Linked DNA regions of Homo sapiens: all the other regions are linked to region 2. Evidence: chromatin contacts called from ENCODE Hi-C or POLR2A ChIA-PET data. All regions are on one chromosome and are shown on one strand. Each heading gives the region's core, a stretch centred on a gene start or an enhancer-like site at or near the end of the contact. The rest is flanking DNA. Distances are from core to core; before and after follow the strand shown. Region 1 overlaps NDUFV2 (NADH:ubiquinone oxidoreductase core subunit V2). Region 2 has its middle 19 kb from the start of SMCHD1. Region 3 overlaps LOC124904243 (a long non-coding RNA gene).

Region 1 (3,184 bases), core at 461-2,960, 6.5 Mb after region 2:
TACTTGGGAGGCTGAGGTAGGAGAATCGCTTGAACCCGGGAGGCAGAGGTTGTGGTGAGCCGAGATCATGCCATTGAACTCCAGCCTGGGCAACAAGAGCGAAACTCCGTCTCCAAAAAAAAAAAAAGACACTTATTTAGGCTTTCCATATATCATGGTAATTTGCTTTCTAAAAGGCTATATGAATTTTTAAGTGTGCTTGTTTCTCTATATGCTCAACAGAATGGAATGCTATCTTAAAAGAAAAAAGATACTTGGTAGTTTGATAACTAGTAATGTTATTTTAAGTTGTATGTTTTTAGTTACTAGTAAGCAGTTTGAATTCTGTGAAACTTTTGTTCATGATCTTTACTCATTTTTTAAGTGCATTTATGATCTCTTCAGGCTATTAGCCTCTTGTCATCAAATGTGTGTAAGATTTAAGACTCATCACTGTCAAGTTAATGGATGAGTTCTCAGAGGCAAAGGCTTTATAGAGAAAAGAAGATAGGAGTGTGAACTGAGCCCTGAGGACAGCCTGCAAGGAGTGGATAAAAAGCCAATAAACAGAAAATGTTAGTGTTCAGAAATTAGGAGAAGACTGAATACTTTCCCTACTCTTAAAATTAATCCTTTTATTATAAGTATACAGTCTTTTCTCTCAGAATTTAGTTAAGTAACTCACTGATGTTACTCAAAAATTGTTACTCGATTAAAAAAATTTTCTGAGCTAAGATGACAGTGACTGTCTTCTAAATTTTAGTTTCAGTTAATTTTTCAAAACAAAACCAACACAATCAAAGCCCCCTTGTGCACCTCTGACTGTATCCCTCCCTGCCTTCCAATTATCCTGAAATTGATATTTATCACTCCCATCTTTTGTACGTGTGTCTCACATCCTGTACCTTAGTCTTTTCTTGTTAATTAAAGCAGATGTTCCATGTAAACTTATTTATTAATATTTCTTCAACTGAAATATCATTTGGACCTAGGGTAAAGTTAAATATACTATTGTGTTATATTACTCCGTTTACTTTCTTCTATGTTTGCCTTTGAATTGTCCAACTCTTTGCTAGTTCCATGCTTGGTTTAACCCAGCCAGTGTTCTGCCGTCTGTGGTTAGTAGAACTCAGAAATTGGAGGAATCCAGAACAGTAGTTGAAATACTTGGGGGCGGGGGACAGGGTAGGAGTGGAGGGTAGGAGCAAGAGGGCAAAGAGAAATGAAATGCAGCTGAGAGAATAATCAGATTCCTTCCAAAGCAACTGAACATTGTCAGTCCGCATAGCATCATAAATAGCTTTCTGAAACTACTTTTTTTTTTTTTTTTGAGACGGAGCCTTGCTCTGCTGCTCAGGCTGGAGTGCGGTGGCGCGATCTCGGCTCACTGCAACCTCTGCCTCCCAGGTTCAGGCGATTCTCCTGCCTAAGCCTCCCGAGTAGCTGGGACTACCAGCGTGCGCCACCACGCCCAGCTAATTTTTGTGTTCTTAGTAGAGATGGGGTTTTACCATGTTGGCCAGGATGGTCTCGATCTCTTGACCTCGTGATCTCCTTGCCTTAGCCTCCCAAAGTGCTGGGATTACAGGCATGAACCACCACACCCGGCCAGAAACTACTTTTTACGGCTGGAGTTTCAGAACTAATTTAGTAAAGGATTGAAAAGGAAGGAGGATACAGTTGACTCATTTGTACAGAGTATATGACTCATTTGTACAGAATGAAAACATGTTTATGAAGGTTCACACTAAGTGAAAGCTGGCATCCAAGTTGATTCAGACAAAAGTGAAAGTCAAGAAGTTAATAGTACATTAATTCTCCAAATGCATGCCAGCAGAGCGTGGCAGGAAGGTACACAAGTCAGCAGATCTGGGTTGTCCTGGTTCTCCTATTGACTCGTGTGTGTGATGTTAGGTGGGTGAATCTTGGCTTTGAATCTCCATTTGTAAAATAACTCTCCTGAAATAGAGATGGATAGGGTAGAATACCATATTTCTTAAGATCTTTTATAAGTTGATTCCATTGTTGTAAATTATGAATCCTAAAGTATTTCTTTATGAAAAATTTTTTAAGGCTATGATTTACTAAACTTTCTTAAAATTTTAAATTTTAGGGAAGACATGTAAGGAATTTGCATAAGACAGTTATGCAAAATGGAGCTGGAGGAGCTTTATTTGTGGTAAGTAATTACTTAGATTTCTTTGGAAAGAAAAGACTTGGAAATTGGGGTAAATCCATTGTAAAAATCCAAAATATCTTAAATACCATTGTCTTTGATATATGATGGTCATCGTGAGAATTTACATACAGCTAATTGAATTTACTACATTTCAAAAGATGTTGGTTCCAGTTGAACCTCATGAGTTTAAATTAGTATCAGGAAAACTCTGGGAATAAGAATTTATTTCCAGTGAAATTACTGTGTGAGCCCTAACCTGATTCTCATCACACTTTGGGTTCTCAGTCATGTTGGCTTACTGAGAGTTTGGAGATTGTAACTTGTTGAATCCCAAAATGACACTAGTTTGAAACTCATGGATTTTAGTAATGTAGTAACTAGATTAGCAGCTGGTCTTTATATTTTTAGTTTCCGGAGTTTTAACTATAAATAGAAGTCTGTGAACTCCCCAGATTAGTTGCACAATTTGGAAAGGATAAGATATTATATCTCCCTTTTCTGACAAGGTGCTGTTTTCAGGGATTAATCTAGTATAAAGGCAATATAGTGGACTTGTGTGATGATTTAGAGTTAGTGGTGTAAGAAGTAGCTTCCTGCTATATATCAAGCATCAAATTGGCCACATATTTGAGATCATTGTCCAGAGTGTCTGTTTTCTTTCCTCTTTTGGCTTATGTCCTTTAAAAAGCAGAACTCCGAGAGTTAACATATCAAGAGATTCATTTCTGTATTCACCACACATACATAACATTAATTGATCGTAAGTGTTAATCTCAGTGTGACTCATTTGATTTCCTGTTGACATGCCATTTCTTGTCAGTTTTTGAAGAGGGCCTGCTTCTGCTCTTTTAAGAAGAGATAAAGCTTCTTGCTGTTGGCTATTATGGAAAACGTGGGAAAGAGATGGTGCTGTTTTTTTTTTTTTTTTTTTTTTTTTAAGATGGTCCTTTTGTACCCTCCTAAAGTAATGGGTCTTAACCCTTTTGGATCCCAGATCCCTTTGACAATCTGATAACCTTGCTTTTG
Region 2 (3,297 bases), core at 750-3,249:
GAAGAAGCCAGTCTGTTTGCTAGAAGACATGGTTCCACCCTAGGGAACTCGAAGAGGATACAAACTAGACCAGTGTCCCAGCAGAGGGATGGAATGGTGGGGAAAATTACTCCCTTTTTATCTTTCAGCCTTAGAAGTAGGAAGAGGTTCTACTCTCTACAAATTAGAGACTAAGTTAGTTGCCCAGGCACTTAAGAGAAGTATATTGTTCACAAAGATAAACAATGCAAAATTCCATCAAAATGCTGGGAGACCAATGAAATGGTTGTAAAACGGATTCCCTAGGTATCTGACAGCTTTGGAGTAGGGAAGATGAGAGTAGGTCTATTGGAGAGAGTTGGTTTTCTAGGCACCAGGAGGGTCAAGGGCCAAGTTATTTGGATCCTTGAAAATGAATTTTAGATCTACTCTCACACCCGCATCTTCATGCCTCACATCCTGGAAGAGAGATATGGAGAAGTCAAACAGTTGGTTACTCAAAATTGTCCATTTTCAGGAGAGGGAGGAAAGATGTGGAACTGAGTCAGGCTAGAAACAGAACTGGCTGTAGAGGCCTGGAAAGGGCTGGGAAAGGCTGGCACTTCCACCAAAATCCCCTGATGGAGGGTGACGAGTAGGACAGACAAAAAAGTCGCCCGGCAGTGGATGCTCTCAATCTGTGCATGGAAAGGAAGGAGTCACTGGGTAACCGGGAGCCAAGAACAGCATTATCCTGATGTCTTTCCTTAAGGCAACCTCTATCCTGGGGCAAAGAGAAGGAACTTGGGGAGTTCCATCAAGTAGGTATAGTAAGCAAGGGTGTGGTGTGGTGGGGCAGGGGATGCTATACTATAGTTTAGCATTAATTATGTTTGGTTAGAAACATTGTTCTGTTGGCCTTTCTGTGTCCTGTTGAAAACATTGTTTATCACAGCCTAACTGCTGGCAGAGTTTCTCAAGCCCTGATTAGAATGCGGCTTCTAGGGGAAGGGAGGGTTAGGAGACTTCAATTCTATGGGACAATCACTCTGAGAATTGAAAATGCCACCCAGAGATAATAAAAGCCAGTTAAAGCTCACCAACCAAAGAAAAGACCACAGGTCTTACCTACAGAAAATAGTTGCATGACTGTACTTGCTGTAGTGAGGAGGAACTGGTCATGGGATATCTCAGAAACATGGAGCAAGGAGGGGCTTTTTTTTTTTTTTTCCCGAGACGGAGTCCCTCTGTTGCCCAGTCTGGAGTGCAGTGGCGTGATCTCAGTTCACTGCAACCTCCGCCTCCCAGGTTCAAACAATTCTCCTGCCTCAGCCTCCCGAGTAGCTGGGATTACAGGTGCATGCCACCACGCCCAGCTAATTTTTGTATTTTTCGTAGTGACAGGATTTCACCATGTGGTCAGGCTGGTCTCAAACTCCTGACCTCAAGTGATCTGCCCGCCTTGGCCTCCCAAAGTGCTGAGATAACAGGCGTGAGCCACCGTGCCCAGCCAGGGAGGGGCTTTTTATAGGGTTTGGCCTTTGTTCGGTGATTCTAAGAAGGAATGGTTAGTCTTTTTTTTTCCAACTACGGTACAGCATTAATTATGTTTGGTTAGAAACATTGTTCTGTTGGCCTTTCTGTGTCCTGTCGAAAACATTGTTTATCACAGTCTGACTGCTGGCAGAGTTTCTCAAGCTCTGATTAGAATTAAGGGTCCTGTTTGGGGAAAGTAACTGCATAGAAGGCCATAGAAAAGGCTCAGTAGGACTGTAGTTCCAGAGGAGCACTCTGTGAAAATTTCAACCACAGCAGAGGAAAATGGGGACTTCGACTTGTATGGAGATAGGAGGCTGCTCGGCCGCTGTGAAAAATCTAAGGGGAGCCCTGCATCAGATATCCAGAAGCTGTTTCCTGCATTTCCAAGGATGCTGTGCCCTGTAAGAAGATTTAGAGATGTGTGAGAGACGTAGGGACGTGAGGAGAGAACAGCAAAATTATATAAAGTGTAAGATATTGTGTACTTCCCCTTCCTGTTGTGGTTGGCTTTGAGCTAGAACACCTTGAGGATTTGGCTTTGAGTTACAAGCAGTTAGTTTCTCTTAGGCTAGCAAAGCTGGAGACAATACACAAGTGTATACTTCCTTTTCTTCTGAAAAAGCAACAAGGTTGGATAGATTTAGTTTTGCACATGTGAGGCAAAAACATTCTCTAAAATGAAAAGGGTTGACATAACAGGGAATCTAAAATGTTCAGTGTTTGTGTGTGTGTGTGTGTGTGTGTGTGTGTGTGTGTGTTTACTTCTTTATTCTTTTTTGAGAAGCTTTCTTTTTTTTTTTTTTTTTTTTTTAGGTTTACATCACCGGAACAGGAGGAGGGACACACCCAACAGCTGTAGAAGCAGGAAATATCTAATACAAAACTAAAGTACAAAAACATGAAAACAGAGTCTTTGCGCATATTTTGTTCCTGCTGACTGCCTTGAAAAAGTCTACATTTCCTATACATATGATTGGGAATGGGGAGGGCTTGGTTCTCCTTGTGCAACATATTCAGCATGATTTAGGCAGTTTTATCTCTGCAAATTTATTGTTTCCTTTGGAGAAGTATTCATTTTCTAAATCACATCTCAGAAGTATCAAGAGTTATGTACCACAGGACAGCAGGGGGCAATTATAGAAGTCAGATTCACGTCAAGCCAGAGTACATTCTGTGAGGAGGAACTGACCCAGGCTTGGCAAGTGTCAGCTTGAATTAACCTTTTTTTTTTTTTTTTTTTTTGCCAGGAGTCTCCCTCTGTCGCCCAGGCTGGAGTGCAATGGCACAATCTCAGCTCACTGCAACCTCCACTTCCCCAGTTCAAGTGATTCTCCTGCCTCAGCCTCCCGAGTAGCTGGCATTACGGGTGCGTGCCACCACGCCCACCTAATTTTTGTATTTTTAGTTGAGACAGGGTTTCGCCATGTTGGCCAGACTGGTCTCAAACTCCTGACCTCAAGTGATCTGCCCGCCTCAGCCTCCCGAAGTGCTGAGATTACAGGCGTGAGCCATCGTGCCCGGACTTAAATTAACTATTAATAGGGATATTTAGAACTGAAAAATACACATTTTGAGGAATGTGACAAAAAGTGTCCTTATTTTTCATAATTGATATGGTTATGGATGGCTAATGACCTGTGTGCTATAGGATCTGTGTATCTTGTGTGGGGATGCTGCATTCTAACTCTAGAACCGGCCAATTGCCTTGTAAGGGGAGGATGAGTAATATAGTTTTAGAGAAGAGATTATTTCTCTCTAAAGAAAGTGAAACTTAGATAAGAAACAGAAATTTAGCCCGGG
Region 3 (3,286 bases), core at 758-3,257, 6.4 Mb after region 2:
AATTAGAACTGTCCTTTTTTTTTTCTTTTTTTGAGACGGAGTCTTGCTCAGCCACCCAGGCTGGAGTGCAGTGGTGCGATCTCCGCTCACTGCAAGCTCCGCCTCCCGGGTTCGCGCCATTCTCCTGCCTCAGCCTGCTGAGTAGCTGGGACCACAGGCACCCACCACCAAGCCCGGCTAATTTGTGAGTGTGTGTGTGTGTGTGTGTGTGTGTGTGTGTGTGTGTGTGTGTGTGTTTTTAGTAGATACAGGGTTTCACGGTTTTAGCCAGGATGGTCTCGATCTCCTGACCTCGTGATCCACCCGCCTCGGCCTCCCAAAGTGCTGGGATTACAGGCCTGAGCCACCGCGCCCAGCCAGTACTGTCCATTTTTAAAAGGTGATGCTTACTGAAATGATATCTCCTTCTGGTGTTCCCATAGACAATAAATAAACTCTTCTAGGCCTTGTACTTCCCCCAGCACTTCCATAGGCATCTGCTGGATGGTCCCTCACTGGGCATCAGCACCACACAGAAGGGAGGTGGTCTCCATAGTAATTAATGTGAATGAGGAGAGTCAGCACACCAGTGGTCTAGCCAGGCTAAAATTTCTTAAAAGGAAATGGCGAACTGATTTTCTTTGTAAAAATTCAGGCCCTGCTCTTTTTCTTTCTTTCTTTCTTTCTTTTTTTTTTTTTTTTTTTTTTTTTTGTGGCCTGGCCAACTGTCCCTCCCTAGGCAAAAGTGGACTTGGATTTCTTTTGTTTCAGCAATCATTATCTGCTACCTTTACTCTAAAAATGCACTTTCCACCTGTCCCCATCTTCTACTTAAGCCTAAGGGATTACAAAAGGACTCATGTTTACCACTATATGTTGAATCAAGGAGTATCAACAAATTGGAAATTAGCCTAATCCCTTAAACTTCATATAATCTGTTTCCTTCATTTTGCTCCCATCTCCAAATATTTCATTCAGTACCAAAGTCCCCAAGAGAAAATGGATTCCTTCCTAGCTGGACCTGGGGCATCTGGCCAGATCCCCATCATGTTTCACCCCAAGCTACCCCTTAATCCCAGATGGAGCTTTAGACTCCTTTGAGAGAGATGAGGCCTGTCAAGAACTGTAAAAGCTCTGGAACTTTCTCCAACTTACACTGTTAACTGTTTCATTGATGCTGGCAGAAGACATAAGACTCTTGGGTCAGAGACAAAGGATTTTATTACTAACAGCACAGCACAGCAAACAACATGAGCATATTTGCACTAGTTCCCTTCCCCATACACAACACAGGGATGACATGATAGTCCTAGATGATACCTGCGCATGCAGTGGGTTGCATTACAGGAGAGGAACCCAGGGCTAAGGGCCCAGCCCTTGAGCAAGCAGCAAATAAGCCAGTCTTTCTCCACTTTGACCTGCTTAATTGCCTGTGTGACTAACCAGAGAAACCATTCAGTATCAGGAGACAGATCAGTCTTAAAATCCAGTACACTCGGCTGGACGCAGTGGCTCACACCTGTAATGCCAGCACTTTGGGAGGCCAACGAGGGCGGATCACCTGAGGTCAGGGTTTCAAAACTAGCCTGGCCAACATGTCTCCACTAAAAATACAAAAATTAGTCAGGCGTGGTGGTGGATGCCTGTAATCCCAGCTACTCGGGAGGCTGAGGCAAGAGAATAGCTTGAACCCAGAAAACGGAGGTTGCAGTGAGTTGAGATCACGCCACTGCACTCCAGCCTGAGCGACAGAGTGAGTGAGACTCCGTCTCAAAAAAAAAAAAAAAAAAAAATCCAGCACACTCAGCAAGAACAGGCAGGGACCTTCAGGGTCCATGGTGGGCTGCCTTTCCCAATAGGACCCACATACTTCTCATTATTCTGATCTTTCCTTCAGAATTACCTAGTCCAAGGGAGTACAACACTGAGAGCTAGTGGCCCTGGCTAGCTGTTAAAGACTGCGAGAAAAGTACTACTAGTTGCTGAAGGAAAACGGATTGTGGGATGTAAATTTGTCTCCTTATATTTAAACAAAAACACTCAAAACCCTCTTCCCCAACCCTTCTACTGTTTCAGTTCCTACTGGTCTGTTCTGTAAGTTCTCAGTTCCTGTTAGATTGTAATACTGAAAAAGAAACCCTGTCTACCCTCTAAGTTGGATGGAGAATTCAACATAAATAAGAAAGATATATCTACTAAGCAACTGAAACTTAATATGTCCAAAACCAAACTTCTGGACTTCTTCACACACCATGCTGTCTTCTCCCATACCTTCCCCTCCATAGAGAAGGTAACCATCATCCTTCCAGGCGCTCCTGCCAGCAGTCTCGGAATCAGGCTTGATTCCTCTTTTTCTCTCCCATTTCATGGCTTGCTCAACCTCCCAGGCTATCCAGAACCTGAGTGGCTCCCTTCCTCCATGATGAAGCCACCATCACTTCTTGCCTGGATTGTTGCAGTAGCCTCCAAACTGTTTTTCTGCTTCAGTCTTTACTTTCTCACACCATTCTCAATTCAGCAGCCACAGGGTCCTTTCCAAATGGAAAACCACATCATATCTCTTCCTACTCAAAACCTCCCATTGACTCCTAACTCATTCAGAATAGAAGGCCAGCCAGGTGTGGTGGTGAACACTTGTAGTCCCAGCTACTCAAGAGGCTGAGGGGAGGACAGCTTTAGCCAAAGAAAGAAGAAGGAGGAGGAGGAGGAGGAGGAGGAAGAAGAGAAGAAAGCTAACTCCTTGTAGTGACGTGCAAGGTCCTACATCTCTTTGATCTGATTACTGTCCTCTCACGGCCTCCCCATGCCCCACCCCCCAATACCTGGAACACAAATGCCCATGCCTGGCCCTTGGCATATGCACAACCCCTCCCTCCGCCCGGATGCCCCCTCCACCAGCTGTCCACGGGGCTTATTCCTGCTGCTTCTTCAGGGCTCCCCTACCCCAGCATTCCCCATTGCTTTATTTGTTTGTTTGTTTTGAGACAGAGTCTCACTCTGTCGCCCAGGCTGGAGTACAATGATGCAATCTTGGCTCACTACAACCTCCACCTCCCGGGTTCAAGCGATTCTCCCACCTCAGGCTTCTTAGTAGCTGGGATTACAAGCGCCCACCACCGTGCCTGGCTAATTTTTGTATTTTTAGTAGAGATGGGGTTTCGCCATGTTGCCCAGGCTGGTCTCGAACTCCTGAGCTCAAGTAATCTTCCCACCTAGGCCTCCCAAAGTGCTGGGATTACAGGCGTGAGCCACCATGCCCAGCCCCCTGTGTTATTTTTATCCATAGCACTTATCACTATCTGAGGTA

The links. A loop is a pair of places that touch in the nucleus more often than their neighbours do. ChIA-PET counts read pairs that join two places held with the same protein, here RNA polymerase II (POLR2A). Pooled maps may share reads with other maps.
Region 1: a loop to region 2 is called in a pooled map, with 7 times the contacts of the local background. The contact joins two enhancer-like sites. A Hi-C loop is called at or near these places in 1 of 37 single-sample maps with no recorded cell type and 6 of 50 pooled maps. POLR2A ChIA-PET finds 5 or more read pairs at or near these places in 1 of 52 experiments (naive thymus-derived CD4-positive, alpha-beta T cell).
Region 3: a loop to region 2 is called in a map with no recorded cell type, with 9 times the contacts of the local background. The contact joins two enhancer-like sites. A Hi-C loop is called at or near these places in 2 of 37 single-sample maps with no recorded cell type and 1 of 50 pooled maps.

Annotation. Positions count from the first base shown.
Region 1 is chr18:9,115,746-9,118,929 of GRCh38, forward strand. It overlaps NDUFV2 (NADH:ubiquinone oxidoreductase core subunit V2), which reads left to right. Exons shown (of 8, transcript NM_021074.5): 2 at 2,093-2,158. Among named protein-coding and RNA genes, the nearest start is that of NDUFV2, 15 kb to the left of the region's middle. Within about 2 kb of position 1,711, at least 21 of the 41 ENCODE cell types and tissues checked have a DNase peak (open chromatin) inside an H3K27ac peak, as active enhancers do.
Region 2 is chr18:2,634,817-2,638,113 of GRCh38, forward strand. No RefSeq gene overlaps it. Among named protein-coding and RNA genes, the nearest start is that of SMCHD1, 19 kb to the right of the region's middle. RefSeq lists enhancers at 1,700-1,879, 2,470-2,519. Within about 2 kb of position 2,000, at least 15 of the 41 ENCODE cell types and tissues checked have a DNase peak (open chromatin) inside an H3K27ac peak, as active enhancers do.
Region 3 is chr18:9,060,249-9,063,534 of GRCh38, forward strand. LOC124904243 (a long non-coding RNA gene) reads right to left here. Exons shown (of 2, transcript XR_007066278.1): 2 at 1,183-2,510. Among named protein-coding and RNA genes, the nearest start is that of NDUFV2, 41 kb to the right of the region's middle. Within about 2 kb of position 2,008, at least 5 of the 41 ENCODE cell types and tissues checked have a DNase peak (open chromatin) inside an H3K27ac peak, as active enhancers do.